2 separate regions of the Homo sapiens genome follow, and region 2 is linked to region 1. A link is an interaction called in ENCODE POLR2A ChIA-PET data of the cell type or tissue named here. Cell type or tissue: OCI-LY7. All regions are shown on one strand. Links, peaks and the distances in the headings refer to the core of each region. The heading gives the core; the rest is flanking DNA. Region 1 holds the start of LOC105373163 (a long non-coding RNA gene). Region 2 has its middle 17 kb from the start of GALNT2.

The links. Peaks named below come from ENCODE experiments on the same cell type or tissue, not always from the same donor. Only the 100,000 strongest peaks of a DNase experiment are listed, where the experiment ranks them.
Region 2: POLR2A ChIA-PET joins it to region 1 with 14 read pairs; 2 of 35 experiments call an interaction of 5 or more read pairs at or near these places.

Annotation. Positions count from the first base shown.
Region 1 is chr1:229,898,588-229,903,967 of GRCh38, forward strand. LOC105373163 (a long non-coding RNA gene) reads right to left here and starts at 2,093. Exons shown (of 2, transcript XR_949257.3): 1 at 1,312-2,093. In OCI-LY7, for the core only: no CTCF peak of the experiment used is centred there; no DNase peak of the experiment used is centred there.
Region 2 is chr1:230,047,852-230,053,231 of GRCh38, forward strand. No RefSeq gene overlaps it. Among named protein-coding and RNA genes, the nearest start is that of GALNT2, 17 kb to the right of the region's middle. In OCI-LY7, for the core only: no CTCF peak of the experiment used is centred there; no DNase peak of the experiment used is centred there.

The DNA of each region.
Region 1 (5,380 bases), core at 85-5,084:
CCAATAATTCAGAATAGTGGGACTAAGAATGATCTATCCTGTACTTAGGGGCCAGGCATGGTGGCTATCATCTGTAATCTGAGGCTGAGGCTTGAGGATGACTTGAAGCCAGGAGTTTGCCATCAGCTTAGGCAAAGACAGCGAGACTCCATTTCAGCAAAAAATTTAAAAAATTAGCCAGCCATGGTGGCATGTGCCTGTAGTCTCAGCTACTTAGGCGGCTGAGGCAGGTGGATTGCTTCAGCCCAAGAGTTCAAGGCTGCAGTAAGCTATGATTGTGCCACTGCACTCCAGCCTGGGTGACAGTGCAAAACCCTCTCTTTAAAAAAAAAAAGTCTGTTCTACTCAAGTCTTGTAGACTAATAAAAGGTTTGATTCCCACAAAGTTAAAACAATTTTAAATCTGGACATACCAAATAGCTTCAAAGTGTACAAAGTAAAATTTGACTGAACTCACCACAAAACAATAGACAAATTCACAATTATAATGGAAGATTTTAATTTTCAGCTCTCTCAGTGATTGGCAGAAAAAAAAATTAGTAAAGAGATAGAAGTGGCCAAAACAAGGAATAAACTTAACCAAATTAATATGTGTATATGTGTACATACATAAAGCAGTCTACTCAATAGCAACTGTGTATAACAATATTTTTTAAAATACAAAAATTTACCATGTGCTAGATTTTTCATACTTTAGGTGTGAACAAATTTTAAAGGACTGAAATAATACAGGGTATGTTTTTTGATGACAAGCTAATTAAGCTATAAATAAATAACAGAAAAGTTAAATAGAAAATTCTCATTAGTTTGGAAATAAATAAATATACTTCTAAATATTCTATGGGTCAAAGAAGAAATCACAATGGAAATATGTGAATTGGATGACATTACATATAGAAGCTAATGAAATGTACTTAAACCATGCATGGAAGGAAAGAGTAGCTATAAATGCATATATTATAAAAGATAATGTTGAAAATTAATAAGCTGATATCACCAGAAGTTATAACATAAACAGCAAATTAAATCCAAGGAAATTAGAAAAATTGAATATTTAGATGAGAAAAAAATAAAAATACAAAAAATATGTATAAAATAGAGAAACTCACCAAAGGCAAGAGTTCATTCTTTGAAAAGTCTAATAAAATTTAACAAGTTAAAAAAAAACCAATATCAAAAATAAAAAAGGCAACATTACTGCTGATTCTGTTATTAAAAATTAAAAGATAACGTTAGAATATTATGAACAGCTTTATGCCAAAAGTTAAAAATTTACAGGAAATGAACAAATTAATGAAAAATAAAACTTACCAAAGATGAAGAAGACAATTTTAATGTTCCTGTATCTACTAAAGAAATAGATTTTTTGAATGAAAAGCCTTCCACCTTCCCTAGGAGATCTATTTCTATTCAGTTTGTAGAAAGCCACAAGAGAATGTCACTCCTACCATAACAATGAGAAAAAGGCAGGTAAATCTGCAAAATGATAACTTTTTTGAGCCCATCAAAGAGCTGAGTTTTCCAGGAAAAGAGGTAGAATGAATTCCGAAGAGTGATGAGCCCCTTTAAGGAGAGATAGTTCGAACAAACGGTTTCACCTTCAGCAGAATCCAAAAGCTGCCATCATAAAAGTGGATGAGAAGAAAGCAGAAACTTTTAACAAATTCATAAAGGCCAAGTGTAGACTATCATGACAGTTCAGAATATTCTGGAGTTCCACACTCAATGGGAAGTCTGTACTCAAGCTCTTATCCATGAGTCTCCACTGGATACACACAAGAAATATAGGGGGCAGGGCAGAAAACTAGAGACAGCCACATTTAGTGGTGCAGGCATGCCAGAAGTAATCAGCTGCCACTGGGGGGCAGAAACAAAACCCTGTCCATTTCCCAGATCTTCGTCTCATAAGAGGTATAAGCCTTAAGTTGCTAGAAGAGGAAACCCTCCCATTTCTGGAGAACAGGCAGAGATTCACCACTTGCTGGGGAGGGGTAGAAGCACACCTATCTGCCTCTGGAGGAAGAGTAGAAAACTCTCATAGCACTTGCTCCGAAAGACCCAACCAGATGCAACGCACAGTTTGGCTGTCCTGAGGAGGGGTAGGTAGAATGGTAACAATGAGACACTTCCATTCCCAAGAGGTGGGGTAGGTAGAATGGTAACAATGAGACACTTCCATTCCCAAGAGGTGGGGTGGGTAGAATGGTAACAATGAGACACTTCCATTCCCAAGAGGTGGGGTAGGTAGAATGGTAACAATGAGACACTTCCATTCCCAAGAGGTGGGGTAGGTAGAATGGTAACAATGAGACACTTCCATTCCCAAGAGGTGGGGTGGGTAGAATGGTAACAATGAGACACTTCCATTCCCAAGAGGTGGGGTAGGTAGAATGGTAACAATGAGACACTTCCATTCCCAAGAGGTGGGGTAGGTAGAATGGTAACAATGAGACACTTCCATTCCCAAGAGGTGGGGTAGGTAGAATGGTAACAATGAGACACTTCCATTCCCAAGGTGATCCAAATGCACAGGGCCTGCTAAAGACAGAAGCTGGTTGAGGAGAATCAAGAACACCCCCTGCCTCCACCATGAGCCTCATACCAAGTAACACACAAGGTCAGTCTACTACTGGGGAAGAAGCAAGAAAAAGACCCTTCTGTGGTCACTGAAAGCTAAGAGAGAAACAAGAACATTTGGAAAAATCCACTAGCACCATAGATACCACAATATGAAGAAAACCACCAGCTCTTCACTGGAGGAGATAGAAGTCTGGGTGCCCCTAAGGTGACTATAGCAAGCAACAACCTAGTTGAACAACTGACTAGATTAACTGACATACACACACACACACACACACACACACACACACACACACACACACATGCTGATGGACTGACAGGAAAAGAAGTGATCCATTTTCAGGGATAAATATTATTTATCTTTGTTTCTACTGTTTTTCTTAAAATATTCTTCATTTGATGAATAGCTATAAAATACACAAAAGCTAAACACATGAACAAATAAAAAGACTTCATTGTTAAGAGATAAATCAATCAACAGAAACAGACTAAGAAATGACCCAAATGTTAAAGAATTATCAGATAGGACTTTATCATAGCTATAACTGATAAAAGATCTGTTGGGAAACGTGGACAACTTGCATGAACAGATGGGAAATTTTAGCAGAGAGGTGGAAATGATTTTCAAAAAATCAAGTGGAAATGCTAGAAATGTTTAAAAGAAACCCATGTTATCAAAGATGAATTCCTTTTACATACTTAAAGGGAAGGTGGACATCATTGTTGAGGAAAGAACTGTGAACTTGAAGATAGGTCAATGATTAAAACAGGACAAAAAGAAAAAAAAAGAATTAAAAAACCCAAAACAGTAAGAGCTGTGAGACAGTTATCAAATGGAATAAAAATACATCATTAGAATTCTAGAAGGAGAGGAGATAGAGAAACAGATATAAGAAGTAGCTGAAGAGATAATGACTGAGAATTTTTAAAAACTAATAAAAAATGACAAAGCAAAGATACACAAAATTCAAAGCATCTCAAGGAGGATGTCACACATGCACACACATACACACAGTATAGTCAAACTTCTGAAAACCAAAGATATAGGGAAAATCTTGAAAGCAGTCAAAGGAAAAAGCAACATTAAATGCAGTCGAACAAAGATGTGAATATCAAGCAGACTTTGGTCAGAAAGTAGACAAACCAGAAGACAATGCAGCTACTTCTTTAAGGTACTAAAAGAAAAAAGTCAACTTAGAACTCTATATCCAGTGAATACGTCTTTGAAAAATGAAGGCAGAATAAAAATTTTTTTCAGACAAAAAAGCTAATAGAACTCATTGCCTGGAGACTTGGACAATAAGAACTATTAAGGGAAGTCCTTGAGGCAGCAGAAACATACCAGATGGAAATGAAGAGCTCTAGCAATACACAAAGAAATGTCGAGCTTTAGAAATAGTAAAAATAAAGGTAAATATAAAACAGTTTTTCTTACTTTGTATTATTTTATAAGAAATACATTTTGAAAATAAAATATTCTGTCTGAAGCAAAATAGTAACAGTGAATTTTGGAGTTTATAACATATGCAATAGTATGACAAAAACAGCTTAAAGTATGGGAGGCAGAAAATAGAACTATAATGTTACCAGGTTCTTATGCTATATCCAAAGTATCCTACTATTATTTGAAGTAGGCTTTGATAAGTTAATGTAAATATGGCAATCCCTAGAGTAAGAACTAAATAAATTAGAAAAGAGGTATAACTAATAAGCCAATGGTAAATATAAAGTGGAATTATGCAATATAATTTCAAGCCAATGGTAAATATAAAGTGGAATTATGCAATATAATTTAAAGACAAAATAGGAAAACAGAAAAAAAAGAATTAAAACAGGACAGTATAAACAAGACAGTTGATTTAAATCCAACCATATCAATAATTACATTAAATGTAGATTGACTTAATGCCCCAAATTAAAAGGCAGAGATTGTCCAATTGAATACAGAAAAACAAAATCCAATGATATACTCTCTACAAGAAACCAGTTAAATAGAAAGGAATATGTAGGCTAAAAGCAAAAGGATGGGAAAAGATATGCCATGAAAACTCTGATAAAAAAAAAAAAGTAGAAGTGGCTATACTAGTATTAGAAAAATTAGATTTTAGAACAATGAATATTACCATGGCTAGAAAGAGACATTACATAATAATATTATATGTTTATCAGAAAGACATAATCCTGGGTATGTACATAAAAACAGAACTTGAAAAACATGAAGAAAAACCTGACAGAAGTGAAAATCATATTTGGAGACTCTAATACTCCTCTCTACATAATTAAAAGAACAAGTAAACATAAAGTTAATAAGGATATAGCAAAGCTGAACAAGACTATCAACAGTTTGAGCTAAGTGACATTTACCGAATGCTCCTTCTGACAATAGCAGAATACAAATTCTTTTCAAGTATGCGTGGAACACTCATTAAGATGAATTATATTCTGTGTCATGGAATAAATCTTATGCATTCAAAATTATAGAAATCTAATGAATTATCTTCTTTGACAAGAACAGAATTAAATGAGAAATCATAATAAAAATCCTGAAAATATATCTGAAAATCCCTACATATTTGGCAATTAAACAACACATTTCAGAATAACACATGAGTCAAAGGGGCACTCAAATGGGGAAATAAGGAAAAAATTTGAGTTGAACAAAAATGAAGACAAAACATATCAAAACTTGTGGGACACAGATAAAGCCACACTAAAAGGGAAATCTATAGCATTAAATAGTTACATTTGAACAAAGCTTTCAAATCAATGATCTAATCGTCTACCTTAAGAAACTTGAAAA
Region 2 (5,380 bases), core at 90-5,089, 150 kb after region 1:
TTATGCTAGTGGTCATCTTTGAGCGAAACCTTAAGGTTTTACAGATAGTAAAAGCAAGATGTATGTCATGACATTCACTGTGATCTCACCAGTGTCTGTTTCCTTCCACCTCTCCATTGCCTAACAGAAAACCAATTTTAATTCTGGCATCTACCTCTTTCCATCACAGGCTAAGCACTTTTGGAAATGCTTGACTGACCTTAAGCCAGTCAGCACTGTCCATTCCTCTGGCCATTTCATTATTTTGGTGAGAGTACTATATTAATTGTATTTTCTTATTTTCTGTATTCTTGATGCTCTGACATCTAGGTCCTCACTGACTGGAGAGAGACTGCCTCTTCCAGGGCTCAGAGATAGAGTAGCAAAAGGTCCACCCAGGTCTTTCATAGGCAAACTAACAAATCCAGAGCTCATACTCTGAGCCACCTCTCCTATCTGGCTCTTGCACTCCAGGAAGCAATATTCCTGTGCCTTAAATCATCCCAGGGCCTGGTACAGCCAACCTGGGCCAGCCCCTACACTCCAGAGCCCATTGAAATTATTCATACTAGCCAGTCCTAAGCCTGCTTACTGTGCCTTGCCTAACCTTTCCTGTGGAAACCACAGTAAAGGGTCCTGGTCATGCTTTTCCCTCTCTCCCATTGCCCTGAGATCCAATTTGGTGTTTCCGCCTGCACCAGCAGGGATTGCTTCATCTCAGGAACTGTGAGTAACAAACTATCTTTTCAGTGGTGGTCATTGCATGACCTGTTGGCCTCATCATACCTGAATAATAATAAAGCCTACACTTTAAAACAAGTATGACTTAAGTCCGTGCAATCAGGGTAAATTTCTGGGGTCTGCTTGGAATTATGACCCAGAAGCACTCTCTCTCTTCCACTGGATATCAGTGAGGAAAGGTTATGGCCCTTGTTGTACATGGCAGGCATCCAAAAACCACAAGAGGAGCCACCTGAGCTGGACAGAAGACTAGAGAGGCAGACACAGCCTTCTAGGACATCACTGAACCTCCAAGCCACTGACCAACTACACCTGAAGTCCGCCTGTCTTGTCAGTCAACAGAGCTCCCTTTAGGTAGTTTAAAGCCTGTAATACAATAAAGACTATTCAGAGGCTCAGAGAATGGTGGGAAGTAGTCTCTGGGCTGCATTTACAGGGACAGCTTCCAGCTCTTCTTTGCAGAACTGATGTGAAATGGAAACTGTTGCTGCCATCAACCTGAGCAGCCTCTGCTTGGGCCAACGCAATGGATGCCCCTGGCCCTTGTCTTTTATAGCTGGCTTCAAATAGAGTGATCAACTCAGCTCAGGTTACCCAGGACTTTGCCAATTTTAGCACAGAAAGTCTCACATTCAAGACTCCCTCAGTGCCAGGCAAACCAGAATGGTTGGTCACCCTACTTCCCAATAGAAGTTATAGGAGAGTGCAACTGAGTGATAGAATCTATTTCCCCAGCAGCAAGAGGGACTGGGTCTTTTCATTGGAAAGGAGGAATTTACAATGTGGGGAATGACCAGAAATGTGGAGAGGATGTTTAAGCAATTTTGAGCAGTCAAGAATGACAAATGTATTTAATACAATAAAGCATCATACCTAGACTTTCCAGGTCCATGAGCAAGATGAGGCACTTGCAATTGGGCTTGCAACCAGAGCTCCCTACTTGATACAGAGGCTTTCAGCAGCTTCTACTAGAGAGCTGCTGTGCTGAACTGAGAGCGAGTACCCTGGTGTTATTCACAAGAGAATGAGGTCCGATGTCTAGGGCTTTTCTCATAGGATTGCAGATTTACCATATTTTACCTTGTGGTGCCAGGGACAAAGACATGAAAAATAAGCAAATAGATAGGAAGGGGGGCAATAAAATCTACTGTTTATTAAATGAAAGAATGAATTTAATTTTTTAACCCTTGATGACAATGAGCTATGCCACCTTCTTGAGAATGTGGCACCAAAGTCCAGAGGACAAAGTAATAAGACTAGAAGTCCCTGAATACATATCTGAATGAAGTAATGAGGGAGAGGCATAGAAGATGGTGTTTCACGAGTCGTTTATCAAACTGTCTGCACTGCAGCATTCAGCATCTGGACCAGCTCTGTCAACATCACTTGCAGTTGTTGTTGAATCACATGTGACATGACAAGTCCCCAACAGGTCTGGGCTGACAGCCAGCCTGCCTCCACTGCAGTGACACCTAGTGCAAAGCCTGTATTTGGGACTCAGCCTATAAAAGAGGACCACCCACCCCTGTCCACCACCACCACAGTTGCCTGCCACCATTGTAGAACAAACTACAGGAGAATGTCACACATACCCTAGGGGATACGTTCACTCTGCTCTTTGAAAAGTCTTTGCATACACTGTGTTTCAGGTGAGCCCCTCCTATGTCACCTGGAGAGATAGGCAGGATAGGCATTGTGATGTCCATGTTAGAGAAAAGCAAGCTCAGATCCCAAGAGAGTACGACACGCCTGCTGTGATACCGTTTGTCACAGGTAGCTCTTTGCCTTTGATGGGTGAGAGAGGCAAAGAAGGTGGCAAGACTAGTCTCATCTGTTAAATGTCAGTCATCAAAACCAAAGCTGAGGCCAGGTGCTGTCACTCACACCCATAATCCCAGCATTTTGGGAAGCCAAGGTGGGAGGATTGCTTAAGCCCAGGAATTCCAGACCAGCCTGGGCAACATGGTGAGACCCTCATCTCTACAAAAAAAAAAAAAAAAAAAATAGCCAGGTGCAGTGGTGTGTGTCTGTGGTCCCAGCCACTTAGGAGGCTGAGATGAGAGGATGGCTTGAGCCTGGGAGGCTGAAGCTGCAGTAAGCCCTGATTATTCTACTGTACTCCAGCCTGGGTAATAGAGCCAGACTCTGTCTCAAAAAAAAAAAAAAAAATGACAACAACAACAAAAAACCAAAGTTGATACTTTTAAAATATCAACTTTGATATCAACTTTTAAATATTTTAAATATTTTTAAAATATCGACTTTTAAATATCTTAAAAATATTTCTAAATATTCCCCAACTTTGGGCAGATTCATTTCATTCTGTAGCAAATTGGTTTCTGCATTTGGGCTGAACCACTTGATAGACATATACTCTGCAGTTATATATATAATATATATTTTACACTCTATAGTAAGTTGCCTGAAGTGCCCAATATATTCTAAGAACATGAAAGAAACGATACCAAAATAAATTATTTCCATCAGCCCCTTGAAAGTGTCTGAGACCTCACTTATTTCTCTATTGTTCTGCCTCATTCTGTGTAATTGCACTGGATAAAACATTACCTGGTCTAAATTGTCTTGTCAATAGAACTTTCACTTTCTCTTTTTTGTGCCTCTGCTTCTCATACTCCTATAGCCATTCAGACCCTGGCTTTGTTTTCTCTCATCTCTCCTGAGCCCTCGGCTTATGTCCACAGGGACTGGCTCTCTGTGGAGGAGAAAGGACTGGCTCTCTGTGTGGAGATTTCTGGCTCTCTCTTCAAGCTCCCAACTCTGCTCTGTTCTACTCACCCCAGCCCTCACCTTCCAGCAGTGCATCTAGAATGGGCCCTTCTGCCATATTTGCATTCCACGGCTCTCTCATTCAGTCCCCCACTGACCTCCCCCAGCCTTCACTATTTGAAGCAGGGTAGGCATTTTCCTTGATTCCGCCAAGCAGATTTTCAATTCCTAGGATTCTGTAGTTGAGCCTCAGGGATCATTCCTAAAATCTTTTAGGTGGTGAGAGTGAGAAGCCACCTGAGACCAGGCCTGGGAGGGCCAAGGTTGACCTTGTCAGGGCTGCAGTGGAGAAAGCCAGATGTTTTAGATGGCCATGAAGCCAAGGGAAAGAGATCGGGAGGCTCTGAGAGGCCGCGTGGGAACCTGGTTCTTGTGGAGATCCCAGTTCTGGGAACCAGCCCTTTGGAACCTGACCAACTTTCCTGTACTTGCCCTATTTTGCTTAAGCTGGGGAGTTCTGTTTCTTGTACCTCTAATCATGGCTGCCTCCAATCTCACCTTTAATTTGCTGGGAAGCTTTAGCTAACGGCACCTGCCCCACCTTCACTGCAGCTTTATTCTGCCTCTAACTTTACCATGTCAGGAAGAAATCTGATCTAATCTCATCTCTCTGTATTATGGGCTGAACCGTCTCCCTCTAAAAATTCACATGTTGCAGTCCTAACCTCCAGGACCTCAGAATGCAACTGTATTTGAAGATAGGACCTCTAAAGAGGTAAGCAAGTTAGAATAGAATGAGCTCATTAGGGAGGGCCCTACTGCAATATGAATGCTGTCCTTACAAGAAGAGAAGCCCGGGACAAAGATGCACTCCAAGGGAGGACCATGTGAGGACACAGAGAGAAGATGGCCATCTGCAAGCCAAGGAGAGAGACCTCAGGAGAAACCAACCCTGCTGACACCTCAATCTTGAACTTCCAGTCTCCGGAATTGTGAACAAGTAATATAGCTGAGAGCAGCCACCAACTTTTCATTGCTCAGGGAAAAATCTTGGAACCAAACTTACCTCCTTCTTTCTCCCAAACCCTACCTCCCACCCATCAGGAAATACTGCTGGTTCCACCCTCACTGCTGGCTCTTCTCTTCTGCTTGCTCCCACACTGGTCTCAGCACCAGCAAGCGGAAGAGTTTCCCAAAAGGTCGGAAAGACTGCTTCTGCCCCTGCCTTGTGTAATCAAACTCAACACAGCAGCCAGCATCAGATGTGTTTGCTCTTCTGCCCAAAACCCTCCACTCAGAGTAGAAGCTAATCCTGAAAGCACCCTGCAGGATCCTACATTCTCCAACTCACTGTGACCTTCTGACCCAGCTCCGACCTCTTCCTTCTTATTCTCAATTCACCATGCAGGCTGGACAAGCTCTGCCTCAGAGACTTCGCCTGACTGCTTTAGCTCCTGCATGGAAGGCCCTTCTCCCAGGTGCCTGCTTGGCTGATTCTCTCACCTCCCTCTAGTCTGGGCTCAGATAACCCCTGCTCACCATATCCAGGGTGGCCACTGAGTCCGCACTCACTGTCACTCTCCCCTTCCCTGCTCCACCTGTCCTTGTGTGCAGTGTACATGTGACCTTCTAACACACTACAGGGGACCCTTGAACAACATGGGGGTTAGGGCACTGACCCCCTTCGTGGTCAAAAATCCACGTATAACTTTTGACTCCCCCAAGACTTACCTACTAATAGCCTACTGTTGACTAGAAGACTTACTGATAACATAAACAATTACCACATACTGTGTATATGTCTTAAATACTGTGTCCATACAATACAGTAAGCCGGAGAAAAGAAATTATTAAGAAAATCATGAGGAAGAGAAAATACATTTCCTATTCATTAATTGGAAATGGATGATCATAAAGGTCTTCATTCTCATTG